2 separate regions of the Mus musculus genome follow, and region 2 is linked to region 1. A link is a loop called in an ENCODE intact Hi-C map of the cell type or tissue named here. Cell type or tissue: heart. All regions are shown on one strand.

Region 1 (8,000 bases):
ACATCATGCCTGCTCTAAGAACTAAGGGGTGCACGTGTGCGCGTGTTTCTGAGGGCTGTTAGGCAAGTGCTCTACTTCTGGGAATCGAACCCAGGTCCTCTGGAAGAGTGACAGTGCTCTTAACCACTGATCAGCCTGTCCGGCCCCAGTGGGCATATATTCTAAAGCAGTTCCCTTGTAATTTTTTAACATCCAAGTCCAGATTTCTGGAAGCCTCCAAGGATGGGCAACAAAGTTATTGAGCTTTGAGCTCCTAAAAATTTCCATTACTAAACGCAAGGTGATGCTTTGCGCCTTAACATTCACCTCCTGCCTAGCTCAATCCTGGGTTGTTTCCTGAAAGAGCCGGCAAAGGAAACTGAACAAAAAAGGCTTAACTTCCAATGGAAGGAAGTGTCCAAAGGAAGATGAGGACTAAACATTCTTTTTTCTAAACAATTATGTTTCATTTATTGATTTTGTGTGAATGCATACATGTTTGCATTCCTGCATGCATGAGTGCTTGCCACAGTGTGCATGTGGAGTTCAGCAGACACACAGTGGGAGCTGCCTCCCTCTTTCCACCATGTGGGTCCTGTGGATTGAATTCAAATCATCAGGCTCAGCGGGGGACATCTTTACCTGCTGAGTCAACTTGCTCACCCTCAAAAACAAAGTATTTGCTTTATTTTGAGACAGGGTCTCGCTATATAACTCTGACTGGCCTGGAACTTCACTGTAGACCACCAGGCTGGCCTCTGCTTCCCTTGCTGGGATTAAAGGTGTACTTCACCACCTCTGAATAAAATACTTTTTAAATTAAAAATGTTTTAGGCCAGGTAGTGGTGGCACACGCCTTTAATCCCAGCACTTGGGAGGCAGAGGCAGGCGGATTTCTGAGTTCGAGGCCAGCCTGGTCTACAGAGTGAGTTCCAGGACAGGCAGGGCTATACAGAAAAACCCTGTCTCGGAAAACAAACAAACAAACATTTTTATGATGTTGTATGTATAAGTATTTGGCTTCATGCGTGTCTATGCACTTGTGTGCCTGGTCCCTGAGGAAGCCATCGAGAGCATGAAATCCTCTGGAACCAGGAATTACAGATGGTTGTGCCTTGCTGTCAGGTCAAGGCTGTGCAGGTAGGGGTATGACCATGCAAAGCCAGGCAGAGTGGCAATGTGCCTCACAACCCAATAATCTCTAAAACACTACTGAGGGCTGTGGCCCAAGAGGTGGTTTATCTGTTAAGAGAACTGACTGCTCTTTCAGAGGACCTGGGTTCAATTCTCAACACTTACATGGCAGCTCACAACTGTCTGTAGCTGCAGCCTCAGGTTATATCCTCACACAGACATACATGCAGACAAAACTCTAATACAATATATATATATATATTGCAGACAAAACTCTAATACACTATATATATATATATATATAGTCTGTTAAGGGGACTAGAAAGATGGCTCAGAAGTCAATAATGTGTTTTCTGCTCTTTTGGAGGATATAAGTTTAGTTCCCAACACCTATGTTAGGCGTCCACAATCACTTGTAACTCTAGATGCAGGGGATCTGATGCCATCTTCTGTTCTCCACAGGCACTGTACACACCCACAGGCACCTGTACACACGTACTCTCTCATATACCTATAGGCATATACATATATACATTTCAAAAAACCTTTTTTTAAAAAAAACTTATTTACTTATCTCTATGTAAGTACACTGTAGCTGTCTTCAGACACCCCAGAAGAGGGCATCAGATCTCATTACAGATGGTTGTGAGCCACCATGTGGTTGCTAGGATTTGAACTCAGGACCTTTGGAAGAGCAGTCAGTGCTCTTACCCGCTAAGCTATCTCTGCAACCCTCAAAAAATATTTTAAATAAAGAGTTGTTATCCTGATATGACATGTGCATTGACTTTCTTTCTTGTCTGTCTTTCTTCCTTTCTTCTTCTCCTTTTTCTTTTTTTAGAGGTCTCACTAAGTAGTCTTTGCTGGCCTTGAACTCTATATAGAAAGAACTATAGCAATCGGCCTGACTCTGCTTCCTGAGTACTGAGATTAAAGGCTAGGGCCACCACACCCAGCCTGACTTTGCATTCTTATACTCTCAGCAGTTGTGATTATGAGCATAAAACTTGAATAAGATTGAGATCATCAGGAATTTAGGAGGCCCTACCCACCCCTGAGGATCTATAGAGGGTTAATGATTGATGGGGAGAGAGACATTTTCTCCAGTGGTGCAAGCACTGGCGAGGGGCCTGTGTTCCTATAAATAACCCATCACCCATGCTGCTGAAAACAACCCTAAGTAAACTCACTGGGTCAAACACACAAACAAAAGGAGAAGAAAAAAAGAAAGACGTGGATAAGGAGGGCCAGCTGGGAAGAGAGAGAGAAGCAGTAGGAGGGGAGGGGTCACAAGGGAGTGCTATGGGGGCTGATGACCATGAAGGGACATTGTATACATTTTTGAGAATGTCAAAATGAAACCCATTACTATGTAAACTAATATATGCCAGGAAAAACATAAAAACCTTAAAGAGGGTTAAAAGCTGAATCAGACTCAGAAGACTGAGGCAGGAAGTCAAGTTTGAGATCGGCCTGGGTTAAAAAAGAGAAAAGATCATTTAAGGAAAACAGGCAAAATTACAAGGAAGGAATGCAAAATATCAAAATATAATGCATTTTTAGGATTCTCAGAAAGAATGCAAGAAATGCAAAATAAAAGCAAGATGCTTGTGGAGAAGGGCACAGGCAGAGTTCAAATGGCTTCCGTGAGTCTGACCCTAGACTTCTAGAAAATTCCGATAAGGAAATGGAGAAGCTTAAAGGCCGGTAGAGCAAGTAGAAATACCTAATCTATGCCGGGCGACGGAGGTGCATGCCTTTAATCCCAGCACTCCGGAGGCAGAGGCAGGCGGATTTCTGAGTTCGAGGCCAGCCTGGTCTATAAAGTGAGTTCCAGGAGAGCCAGGGCTACACAGAGAAACCCTGTCTCAGGGGAAAAAAAAAAAGAATTACCTAACCTACATTCACCTCCCTTACCAAAGGACTAGCAGTTCTACAGCTTCACCACCAGGGGGGCGATTTCTCTATCCTTGTGAACTTGAAAGTGAGGATCCACCCAAGACGTGGAATGTTAGTGTGTACACCAGAAAGAGCCCCCAGCCCCTAAACCTTTGCTTGTCACATAAAGAATAACTCATGTGAAAGAGGAATAGGAATATGAAAAGAAATTGAATTTTCACAACAAGGCAATAAAGTGGGAGGGCCTCCAAATGACAAGCTCCCAATAGATTGGAGCCTTGAGATAACCAAGTCTCAGCTTCCCAGAAAGCAGAGCCTACACTGAAGCCACCTCACTGTCACCTGGAGACAAGGACTGTGGAAGGCACAGAGGGAGGGATAGTGAGCCATAGAGGGAGGGAAGCTGGGAAGGAGGGTGGTTTTATTGATTTGATACATGGCTTATTAGATCCCATGGGTGTCTAAAAAGCTGTATGTACAGTACCTCCACACAGAGGGCAGGTTGTAGCCTGTTAGCTCTTCAGACTTCAAGGTGAGCTTACTTGGGTGCCCCAGGACTGAGATGTCATAGAAGCCCTGAGCTAGAAAGCAGGTGGTAGACTGAGCCTGAGCCATGGGCTTGTCAGACAACAGTGAGTATCTGGAGATAAGGGTGCCCGGGACCCCAAAACATCAGGGCAAGACTCAGAACAAATTCAGTGTTCACTTAGCTAACATGGACCAAGTACACACTTCTGTATCATACCCAAGGCAATAGCCAAACATGGATATAGGTCACTCTTTATGCTTAGGGCTGAGTGGAGCTGAGGTTTGGGATCTTGCAGGATGAAGGAATTTCCCAGGGAAAGGAGAGCCAAGAGGTCAGGGATTCCAAGCCAAGGAGGCAGTATGATGAGCTGGCGGCATGAGCAGCTAGCTGGCAGTGGTTGCTGAAGCGCACCGGCAGCTGGTGGAGCTGAGAGTGTCGCAGGCCTCTGAGGAGGACAAGGAGGTGGAGGTGGAGGAGGAGGAGGAGGAGGAGGAGGAGGAAGAGGAGGAGGAGGAGGAGGAGGATGGCCACCATCCAGGGGAGCAGAGGAAGACTGTGGCCAGGCCTTGTGTTTGACAAGCCCTTGAGAGCGGGAAGAGGGTGGACTTAGCAAACAGTGTTAGTGCTACAGGAAAATGCTCCCAGCTCCCGGCTCCACCCGGGACTGCTGTGTTCAGTAAACAAGCTCGCCTCAGCCTGTGACGCTTGCTTTTCTAATAGTGAAATATCCTCAAACTCTGACCTTCACACATTCTAGTGACTCGTCCTTACTGGTACTTTTACAGTCCCTCAGCAGTGCCATGCAAACACTCTGGAGAATCTGTGGTGCAGGAGACTCCTCCAGTCAGTACGTCTGAGAAGGGAGGCCCCTGGGCTCCACTAGCAAGAGGAGGTTTGCTTTGTCTTCTCTCAGACACAGCCTCTGCAGAAGCGACCAGGACCGGTGCTGCTGCAGAGCTCCAGCAGAGCTCCAGCAGGGTTAGGTAACGACTTAGCTCCCTGAGAACCAAGTCCTACTTTTGCACACTGCACTCTGAACTCTCATACAGATGGAAGTGGTTCAGACACCCTTATTTGGTCTTGTGGCTTGTTTAGCACAGTGCTGGCAGAATCTGCTGCCCCTCCTCCACCCACTTCAGGCACATTTCTAAACTTAATTACTTCCTTTGTCATCTAAAGTGGGTAAAGGTCAGTAGGGTTCAGTGTAACGGCTTTGGCAGGCCCAGGGCCTGGAAGCTTAGTTGGAGCCCAGCAGTTGGCCCGTCCTCACCAAGGGCTCATTTAGGGAGGCAGGGGCTGTCTCCCCATGCTGAGGCCATCCTGCAGCGTTCCTGCTGGAGCACAGGAGGACCAGGGAAGACAAGGGAAATGGATCTAAGCTAAAAGGTTGGACCCAACAGTTGAAAGCAGGGTTCAGTAACTTCTGTGGAGTAAGGGCAGTGGTTCTCAATTTGTGGGTCTCATCCCCTTTGGCGTTGAAGATGAGATATTGTGCATATCAGATATCTATGATTCTTTGTTGTTGTTTTCTTGAGACAGGGTTTCTCTATGAAGCCTTGGCTGTCCCAGAACTCACTCGGTAGACCAGGGTAGCCTTGAACTCACAAAAAATCTGCCTGCCTCTGCCTCCTGAGCACTATGATCAGAGTGTGTGCTACCACCACCTGACTAATTTGCATATTTCTAATGGCTAGTTATACATGTTTCTTAGCATTGCATGATAAATAACAGTGGCAAAGTTACAGTTGAAATAGCAACAAAATAATGTTCTGGTTGGGGTCCCCACACATGAGGAACTGTATTAAAGGGTCTCAGCATCAGGAAGGTGGAGAACCATGGCTCTAGAGTGAGACAAACCTAGAGGGGAAATAAAACAATGGAAAGAAGGACGAGGAGAAGGAAGAACATGCCCTGAGAGCGGAACAGTCAGCACCTTGATTAAATGTCCCAACAGACCCCTTTCTGCACAGGGCTTCCCTCTCCCAAGTGGAATCATAAAATGGCCTTTTCTTTTAGCCTTCGATGCAAAATGAGCCAGGAAATCACAAGTGTAGGTACTTGTAGGAAATATTTCCTTAATACTGTCCGCAGGTCACAGGGCCTTGTCCTTGCAGGTATGCTGAAGCTTCTACAGGCTGACGCAGGAGGGTTTATGACCACTTACCTTCTTCCAAGACACTAAAACAGAGGAAGAGCTGGGCGCGGTGGCCCACGCCTTTAATCCCAGCACTTAGGAGGCAGAGGCAGGTGAATTTCTGAGTTCAAGGCCAGCCTGGTCTACACAGAGAAATCCTGTCTAGAAAAAAACAAAAAACAAAAAAAACAAAGACAAAAAACAAAAACCAAAAACAGAGGAAGAAAAGGCCTGCTGGATACATGGGTTGTACCAATTAGTAGTTAGTTCAGCCTGGAACACTGGGGCCCTGTTTCTGTCTGTTCTACATACCTGTAAGTACTGCTGCTGCTTGTAGACTGGAGACCCTTGTGTGCTTTATGAAAGATGCCCAAACTCCTGTGGAGTCCTGTAGACCAGGCTGGCCTCATACTTGGAGATCCACCTGTCTCTGTCTCCCAAGTCCTGGGATTAAAGGCATGTGCCACCACTTTTTCTTTGGCATTTTGTAAAAGGTACCCAGAGGTTGCTGAGGCATTGTGAATCACAGTGCTGTACAGAAATCAGTAGTCTGTGCTTCTCCTTCTCAAAGACATCCTTCATATTGTTGCAACAAAGCTTGCAGCACTCTTATAGGAAATTTTACTTCATAGTTTGCCAGTGTGTTGTTTAGTGTGGTGTTGAGAACAGGCTGCAATCTGCTCTACGCTATTCCACAGTATATAAAACAGTGTTTTTTCTGGCCATGCTTTGTCCTAAGAGACTCCAACTTACAAGTAACTTTAGACTCAATTTTAAGGAAGGGGGATGAGAGCAGCCCCTGGGTGCACTAGCCAACCACTCTCTGTTAGGTTGAACCCATATAGCACAGGCTGCTAAGTATCTCTGGGAGAAGAAAGGAAGCCACCTTGGCCTGAGAGATGGGTCAGTGATTTAGAATATTGGCTGCTCTTTCAGAGGACCAGAGAGGTGTATTCCAAGCACTGACAAGGTGGTTCAAAACCCTTTATAACTCTAGTCCCAAGGGATCCCACATCCTCTTCTGCCCTCCACAGGAACTGCTTACAGGTGGTACACGGACATACATGCAGGCAAAACACCCATGTATATATTAAAACAAAACAAAACAAAAAGACCCCAAAACAAACAACAAAGAAACAAACAATTTAAAGGATACAAGGAAAGAATCCTCACTTGTTAAGTTTTAGTATTGAATACAAGATGGACTTTTTTTTATTTTATTTTATTTTATTTTGGTTTTTCGAGACAGGGTTTCTCTGTATTGCCCTGGCTGTCCTGGAACTCAGGCTGGAGACCAGGCTGGCCTCAAACTCAGAAATCTGCCTGCCTCTGCCTCCCGAGTGCTGGGATTAAAGGCGTGTGCCACCACGCCCGGCTGACATTTATTTTTTAAACAGGGGTGAATTGAGACAGTAGGGGCACATGGTTGTATTGAAATCATAACCAGGCCAAAGAACTTATCAGACATACCAGACTAAGGAAAAGTTTAACTCCCTCACCTGGACCCTACATGGACACCTAACACGGTGATAGCATGGCCTCACAATAAACCTGTCATCTGATTCCTGGTAAGTATCAAGGACTGACAGTGAGTTCGAGGCCAGCCTGTTCTGCAGAGCCAATTCCAGGTAGCCAGGGCTACACAGAGAAACCCTGTCTGGAAACAAGCAAGGGAGCAAGCAAGCAAGCACACAAGAACACTTCATCTCTGAGCTCTCAAGATCCAAAAGGCAGACTTGAAGCGTGACGTCCATTTCTGTCTTCATTCTGTGTCTATCTCCTTTACTTGGATTCTGCCCGGTTTCACAAGTAGGCACTCTAATAACTTATGGGGTTGAAGGGACTGGGTATGCACTTCAGTGGGAAAGCACATGTTCAGCAGTTACAAGATTCTAGATTTGGGGTAGGGCTGGGATAGGGGCAAGGGAGAGGGTATATCTAAGGATGGTTGATACAAAGAGGGTTTGCCCTAAGTTGATCAGACTCCCTTCAAAGCTGAAGGCTAGACTGAAGTGGAAACAGAGGTTGCCCTCCCTTCCCCGACAGGAACAATCATTGCATGTGAACTAGGTCAGTTTCCTAGGACTTACCAAGCACAACTAGGATACAGACGAGCCAATGACTAACCAGACCACAGTCTGAGACTGCTTTTTTATTCGTCTCCTCCATCTGTCCGATATGATCATAATGAAAATCAAGTTTCTTTCTGTCATGACTTTTCTTCCTTTCTTTCTTTCTTTCTTTCTTTCTTTCTTTCTTTCTTTCTTTCTTTCTTTCTTTCTTTCTTCCTTTCTTTGTTTTGTTTTGTTTTGTTTTGTTTTTTGT
Region 2 (8,000 bases), 53 kb after region 1:
TTGCTCTCTCTGTGTGTAGTTTTGTTTTAAAATCAGGTTTTATTATCAGTTAAAAATGGAACTGTAGGGGTTGGAGAGACAGCTCTACAGTTAAGAGTACCTGTTGCTCTTGTAGAGGACTTGGCTTTGATTCCTAGCACTACGTGGTGGATCACAACCATCTGTAGCTCCATTTTCCATGGAATCCAATGCCTTTTTCTGACCTCCACTGGCACCAAACATGCATGTGCTCACACATATATGCAGAGAAAACACTCAGACACATAAAATCGAACAATCTAAAGAATAAAAATAGAATTGTATTCACATTGGTGAAATGTGGTCTTCCTTCTAATTGGTAGATTCGTTCTTGCTTCTCTAAAGAGTCATCTGAAGACTTGCCACAGAGAAGTATATTTTTAGATATTTTTCCAAGATAGCGTAGGCCACCTTGAAAACCTGTCCAAGTACATTTTGGTTATGCAAAGACTATAGGCTAAAAGCCAGGAGTTCCTGGTGAGAGGAGGATTAGCCTTTTATTTTTGGCAGATTGTATTTGAAATTTTGTTGTTTCAGGGTGTGTGTGTGTTATAAGAAGGTTCAAACAGGTATCTGGTATCTAAGTAAAATTTCATTTTGCCATTTTTTTGTTTTTGAGACAGGGTCTCACTACGTAGTCCTGGCTGTCTTGGAACTCATTGTGTAGACCAGGCTGGCCTCAACTCATAGAGATCTACCTAGCTCTGCCTCCCTCGTACTGGGATTAAAGGTGTGTGCCACCACTGCCCGGCTCCTCTTGCCATATTTTATCTTTTGGTTGTGTAGTGTAAGAGTCTGGTTTTATCTGTCTGTGATCCAGAGGTATGCTTGTCTCATAACAGTGTTAACATTATTTTCAGCCTAAAGCATAATATGTATCGAAATTTATATGTGAGGCAGTTGCTTATAAAATCCTCGTTTCTTTTTAACTTTTAATTTTGGAGAGACAGGGTCTCATGTAGCTCTTACTGGCCTCTGAGGTACTGAGACAGTAAAGGTGGCCTTGAACTTCTTCTGTTCTGTTCATTCCGCCTCCACCTTTTGAGTGCTGGGACTACAAGGGTGTACTTTGATATTTGGCTTGACGAAGTTTCTTTTCTTTTTTTTTTTTTTTTTTTTTTCGAGACAGGGTTCCTCTGTGTAGCCCTGGCTGTCCTGGAACTCACTCTGTAGCCTAGGCTGGCCTCGAACTCAGAAATCCGCCTGCCTCTGCCTCCCGAGTGCTGAGAGTAAAGGCGTGCGCCACTATGCCTGGCTCTTGATGAAGTTTCTTAAAGAGTTCACAGAGCTTTTACATTTCATGAGTTGAGGGTACTAACCCTGAGTTACTGGGCTTTGTTCCCAAGAACTGAATTTACAGCTCATGGGATGCTTAGTAGGTAAAGGCACTTGCCACTAGGCCTGACCACCTGAGTTCAATCCCCAGAGCCCAAGTGGTGGAAGGAGAGAACCAATCCTACAAGTTGTCCTCTGCCACCCTCCCCCATGCATACACACTAAGTAAGTAAATGTAAAAGTAATTTTAAAAAGAACTGAATTTATAGTTTGACATTGGCATTGAAAATGCCATCCTTCCTTTCAGCTCTAGCTTTAAATTAGGTTGTTTTTATTTTAGTTGATTTTAAACCACAGGGTATTCTGTAGAGGTATCTCGATGCCCCAGGGCCAGAGTGAGTAGCAGAGGGAAAACCAGATGGTAGAAGACCTGAAAAGAGAGGTTCTAGGTTGGCACATTGTTACTGAATCAGAGGTTTTCCTTTGTGTCTTTGGCTTGTATATAAGATGTTTGAAAGAGTGCACTAGATAGGAAACAGAAGGTCTGACCTTGCTGTTTGTGTTATGGATGAGTTGAGGGTGGAGGTCATATAAAATCTCCAGGCTGAAGTTAAATGAGATTGGAATGGACCGTAACCCACAAATTTGTATGTCATTAAGAGCTAGTCCAGTGATTTTGTGATTTGTTACTTACTGGCTCTACTTTTTTTTTTTAAAGATAGATTTATTTATTTATTTATTTATTTATTAATTATATGTGAGCACACTGTAAGCTGTCTTCAGACACTCCAGAAGAGGGTGTCATTACGGATGGTTGTGAGTTACTTACTGGCTCTACTTTTTTTTTTTTAAAGATTTATTTATTTATTATATGTGAGCACACTGCTGTAAGCTGTCTTGGTTGCTGGAACTTGAACTCAGAACCTTCAGAAGAGGAGAGCTATCTCTCCAGCCCTACTTACTGGCTCTTATGTTGGAATAGTTTATTTTATTTATGAGATTTCAAAGTCAAACTTAACTAAAATTATTCCTTAAAACCTAGGACATTCTGTGTATTACTGATAAAAGAGGGAAACAGATAAATCACTCACCTTATAGTAATATTGAATGCAGGTGACAGGTGGTGAACATTAGACTGCAAACTAAAGCAACGAAACCAAACCCTTTACCTTATACCACATGGAGTCCTCTCATCTCCTGTCTTTGTTCTTAGTTGTTTGTTCATAGCTCAGGCTGGCCTTGAACTCCTAACCCTCATCCTCCGTAAACCTTCACAAAATATTCACGAACATTCATATATGAGAGACAGGGTTTCTCTGTGTAGCCCTCTGCTGTCCTGGAACTCACTTTGTAGACCAGGTTGGCCTTGAACTCAGAAATCCGCCTGCCTCTGCCTCCCAACTTCTGGGATTAATGACTTGCGCCACCACCGCCCGGCTAATTACTATTTTTTAAAGATTATTGCATATGAGTACACTGTTGCTGTCTTCAGACACACCAGAAGAGGGCATCTTATTCCATTACAGATGGTTGTGAGCCACCATGTGGTTGCTGGGAATTGAACTCAGGACCTCTGGAAGAGCAGTCAGTGCTCTTAACCAGTGAGCCATCTCTCCAGCCCCTATATATTTAATCTTAATATATGTAAATAATCCTGCCCCCCAAATTAGTATATGTATACTTATATATGCATGTATCAAGTCTTATATGTTTTTATGTTATTCAAGTAGGATTTCTGTATCTACATGTATCTCTTTTCACCATTTATAAAATATTTTAGTCATGTTTGTAAAGTATTCCTATCTTTTTATTTGCTTGTTTTGTATTTTGAGACCAGGAACTTGTTCTGTAGACTAGACTGGTCTCAAATTCACAGAGATCTGCCTGCCTCTGCCTCCTGAGTTTTGTGATTTATGGTGTGGCTGCTGCTGCCGCCACCACCACTGCCACCACCCCCTTGTTAGTATTCCTATCTTCATTATACCTAAACCTATAATTATGCTCTAGGATGGAATATCCAGTAGTAGAAACATAAAGACACCTCATTTCTCTTTAGTCAGTCTATGAATTCAATATTTAGATTCTTTTAGACAGTCTTGATAATTATTGCTCAGGCTGGCCTTGAAATTGTTTTATATCCTAGACAGACCTGGCCTCTCTTGCCTCTCAGCCTCCTGAGGATCTGGGATTATAAACCTGTGCTACAAGGCCTGGCTTTATCCAGAGATTGTGTTGGGCTTTTGGGCTACTTTATTGGTTCTTCTATCTACCATCCTTCCAAACCTCATTCCACTCTAATCCCTTCCAAACCCCCCCCCCCCCCCAACACTAGGTAGGAGAGAAGTAAGGTTAGAGGGGGCATAAACCTCTTTAGACTACTTCCTGCTGATTAGGGACATAGGGTTTGGCAAATCCAGTCTCTGTCGTCAGGATATCTCCAACCATCAATCCAGCAATCTAGGAGGAGGAGCAGTTGCCTCAGGCCTCTCGGGTCTCTGGCATTTAATACCCTCTCAACAGTCCCCAGATTTTCAAACCAACTATCTTCAGCTGGCAAAAATCACACCTCTCCTTAGAGCATAAGACAGTCATAGTTACCGGTTGTGGACAATCTGAAGCAGCCTCATAGTCCATGACTGGGATTAAAACAAAAACATCCACATAACAAAACTGAGTTTTTAAAGAAACAAAAATTTTCACTACAATTTTTATTACACCTGAAAAGATTACTTTAGTTCTTGAGTGAAAGACATGATTTGTTGTTAAATGCAAAAGGCAAAGGCTTTAAAAGAGAAGCAGCTACAAAGCACAGTGAAGGGAACTGTGCTCTTTCAGACATAAAAATGTCACCACACTGCCCTACTTCAAAGTGTCAGGCTAGTGAAGAGGCTTTAGGCTGGGCACTCGAGTTTGACCTCTGAAACCCATGAAATGAGAAGGAGAGAACTGACTCCACAGTTATTTTCTGACAACCACCACCTTACTGTGTTGTGTGTACACATGTGTGTACAAATAATAATAAAAAGTTTAATTCTAAAAAATACGACATAAAAGACCAAATTAATTAGTGAGCAGTATTATCATACTTGGTAATAGAAATGACTTTCCTTTATGTATTGTTTCAATCTCAAAAACGTACTGAGAGGGGCTGGATATATTGCTTAGGAGTCAAGAATACTTGGTGCTCTTGTAGAGGATCTAGGTATAGTTTCTAGTACCCACGTGGTGGCTCACAGCTATGTATAACCCCAGTTCCAGGGAATTCAATACTCCATTCTGACCTTCTCTTGCATGTTCTGCACATACTTACATTCAGGTTAAATAAATCAAAGAAATAAGTAAATGAAATAAAATTAATAAAATGGTCATAGAGCAGTATAACCAATAGTTGTCTATATATTGTTGGTGTTTAAGAAAACTTTACTTGCTTTGGCTTTAAAACCTTTTTTAAACATTTTGTGTGTGTGTGTGTATGTGCTGTAGTGTACCTGTGGTGTGTATGTGCTATAGTGTACGTGGTAGGAAGACGAAGCCAGTTCTTTCCTTCTATCGTGTGGGTTCTGGGATAGAACATAGCTTGCCATGGTTGGCCACAGATGCTGTTATCTGCTGAGCCATCTTGCCAGCTCCTCTGTTTTGAAAAAAAATAGTGTTATAGATTGTTATCCTTCTTGAGATGTTATTATCCCTGAGTAGGTTCTTTTTACATTATATGTGTATTATAAGTTATACGTATTTTGTTTGTAATATATGCTAATATTTGGTGAAATGTCAACATTTTTGAGTTCTGTCTGTTTTAAAACGTATAGCTGTAGCTCTTGTAACTCCTGTACAGCTCTTTTTTTTTTTTTTTTTTTTTTGGTTTTTCGAGACAGGGTTTTTTCTCTGTGTAGCCCTGGCTGTCCTGGAAATCACTCTGTAGACCAGGCTGGCCTAGAAATCAGAAATCCACCTGCCTCTGCCTCCCAAGTGCTGGGATCAAAGGCGTGCCCCACCGCCGCCTGGCCACAGTTCTTTGTTATATAAATGTACTATGGTCTATGAACTTTGAGTTGAGAGTTTCTGTAATTTGTCTTATTGTGGTGCTGTAGTAAACGCCTTTTGAATGTCAACATGTGATATTCCAGGATCTCCAGGATATTTACTTAATTATTAAAGAGTAACAAGGATGTCATTTTTTTCACCAAGTGGATAAATTTGGACAATTAACTGTCAAGAAAGAAAACAAGGGGGAGGGGGCAGGAGAGAAGCCCAGAGAGCCCAGAGAATGAATGGAAATACGCAGCTGCGGGGTGGGGGGCCGTGGAGGGCGGAGGGAACTAACTTTTAGAAAGTCCCAGAGACCTGGGATGTGAGAGACTCCCAGGACTCAGTGGGGATGACTGAAATGCTCAACAGTGGGGAGAGGGAACTCAAGAGTCTACCTTTAGTAGATAGACATGGCTTCCAGTGGGGAGATGGGGCCACCCACCCATCTTCAGAAGTTTTGACCTAGAATTGTTCCTGTCTAAAGAAAATTCGGGACAGTAATGGAGCAGAGACTGAAGGAAAGGCCATCCAGTGACTGGCCTACCTTGGGATCCATCCCATGCACAGGCACCAAACTCCGAAACTATTACTGATGCCATGTTGTACTTGTAGACAGGAGCCTAGCATGGCTGTCCTCTGAGAGGTTCTACCAGCAGCTGACTGAGACAGATGCAGATGCTCACAGCCAACCACTGCACTGAGGTTGGGGACCCTATGGAAGAGTTAGGGGAAGGGGATTGCAATCCCATAGGAAGAACAACAGTGTCAACTAACCTGGACCCCTGGGAGCTCCCAGAGACTAAGCCACCAACCAAAGAGCATACATGGGCTGGTCCGTGGCCTTCACATATGAAGCAGAGGACTGCCTTGTCAGGGAAAGGGAAAGGATGAACCTAATCCTGTAGAGACTTGATGCCCCAGGGAAGGGGGTTGCTGGGGGAGGAGAAGGGAAGGATGTGAGGAGGGGTGAGTAGGTGGGTAGCGTCGCATCCTCTCAGAGACAAAGGGGAGGGTGAATGGAGTGGGAGGGGTACAGGGAAGGGGGGCAACATTTGAAATGTAAATAAATAAAGTAATAAAATAATAATAAGAAAGAAAGAAAAACAGTTATGCTCTTTTTGTACCAGAAAACCTGTGAGTGTTTAAGAAGATAGATGTTAGCTGGGCGTGGTGGCGCACGCCTTTACTCCCAGCACTTGGGAGGCAGAGGCAGGCGAATTTCTGAGTTCGAGGCCAGTCTAGTCTACAGAGTGAGTTTCAGGACAGCCAGGGCTACACAGAGAAACCCTGTCTCGAAAAAAACAAACAAAAAAACCCCTTGAAGTCTAATATTTTTTAAATGTAGGAATGGAGAAAATCTTTAAAAACTTGTAACAGGCATTCCAGAACACAAAGATGCCACATAAAGATGGATGTAATTAATATTTAGTATATATGTGTGTGTGTATATGAGAAAGGGCTCTTAACTTTCAGACAACCTACCAAACCCACTTGGTCACTCTTTTCTCCTGGCCTCAGTTCTGTACCACCCTCTCTCTGTCTCCTTCAGTCTCTTTGACTTTGGTAGGTTTGCTTTGTGTAATTCCATCATGCATACTGGAGCTGTTTCAGAAACTAGGACATGGGACATACTAGCTGAGACTGGCTTTCTAAGATCACCCTGCTCATCCTGCTCACCTGTTTACTATCTTATATACATGCTTTATTATAAATATAATACTATTTTTCACTCTCCGGTGATTGTTCTTTATTGTCTTGTGTCCTCTCACAGTAAGGAAGCATGCCTTGGTCATTCTGTGCCAGCTGTTAGAACAGTATAGGTTTATAGAAGTGTGTAGGAAACAAGGTATTTTACCTTTTCTCTTAAATATTTATTATGGAGACATTAAAATGTAGAATGTTAAAATAGAAATAGTATACACAAATCACATATAAGAGTGTGAGTGTATTTAATGCTATTTTATAGTTTCATATGTTTTACATGGTTAGGAAACAATACCCTCTACTCCATACCATTGTTATTGTATCATCAGTTGATAGACATGGCATTTGGGTTGTTACCAAGATTTTAGTAAAAATCTACTTAGCCTGAATTCATTAAAGGAGGGCTTTTAAATAAGGACAAGGAAAGGCCAGTGCTGTGCATGGGCACTGCCCCTGGAAAGACAAGACAAAAGTCAGAGCTGTTCCTGCACTGTCCTAGGGGCTACAGTGTCTTCTGTGTATCTACCGTAGTCTGTGTAGAGTAAAAGATACATTGTTTCAAACTTTATACTGCATTTTTAAGTATATTTGGTGTTTGATCTACATATATATCTGTGTGAGAGAGTCTGATCCACTGGAACTTGAGGTATAGACAGTTGTGAGCTGCTATGTGGTGCTGGGAATTGAACCCCCATCTTCTGCAAGAGCAGTCAATGTTCTTAACTACAGAGCCGTATCTCCAGCTTTCCTTATCAAACATTAATAACCTCTTTCAAGTAAATATTTGAGGAGCTTTGCCTGGAAATTGTGGTTTTGTTTGTATAGCTGCAGTTATAATTTATTAGAAGGACATTTCACGTTTTTAGTACTTAAGAATTCTCTTTTTCTGTTCTATGTAGGTTGCTTCCTAGAAACATGGTTGTTTGTTGGACTTGATCTCACAGCCCAGTGAGGACGTCTTTACTGATAATGTC

The links. Peaks named below come from ENCODE experiments on the same cell type or tissue, not always from the same donor. Only the 100,000 strongest peaks of a DNase experiment are listed, where the experiment ranks them.
Region 2: it touches region 1 in a loop (2.1-fold over the local background); 6 of 42 quality-filtered maps call a loop at or near these places.

Annotation. Positions count from the first base shown.
Region 1 is chr11:62,491,591-62,499,590 of GRCm38, reverse strand. All of the region lies in intron 2 of Pigl (phosphatidylinositol glycan anchor biosynthesis, class L), which reads right to left. Among named protein-coding and RNA genes, the nearest start is that of Pigl, 37 kb to the right of the region's middle. In heart, a CTCF peak has its summit at 3,046; DNase peaks (open chromatin) are centred at 3,940 and 4,630; H3K4me3 peaks cover 673 bases; H3K27ac peaks cover 1,931 bases.
Region 2 is chr11:62,438,441-62,446,440 of GRCm38, reverse strand. It overlaps Ncor1 (nuclear receptor co-repressor 1), which reads left to right and starts at 7,926. Exons shown (of 45, transcript NM_001252313.1): 1 at 7,926-8,000. The coding sequence starts at 7,996. In heart, no CTCF peak of the experiment used is centred here; no DNase peak of the experiment used is centred here; H3K27ac peaks cover 446 bases.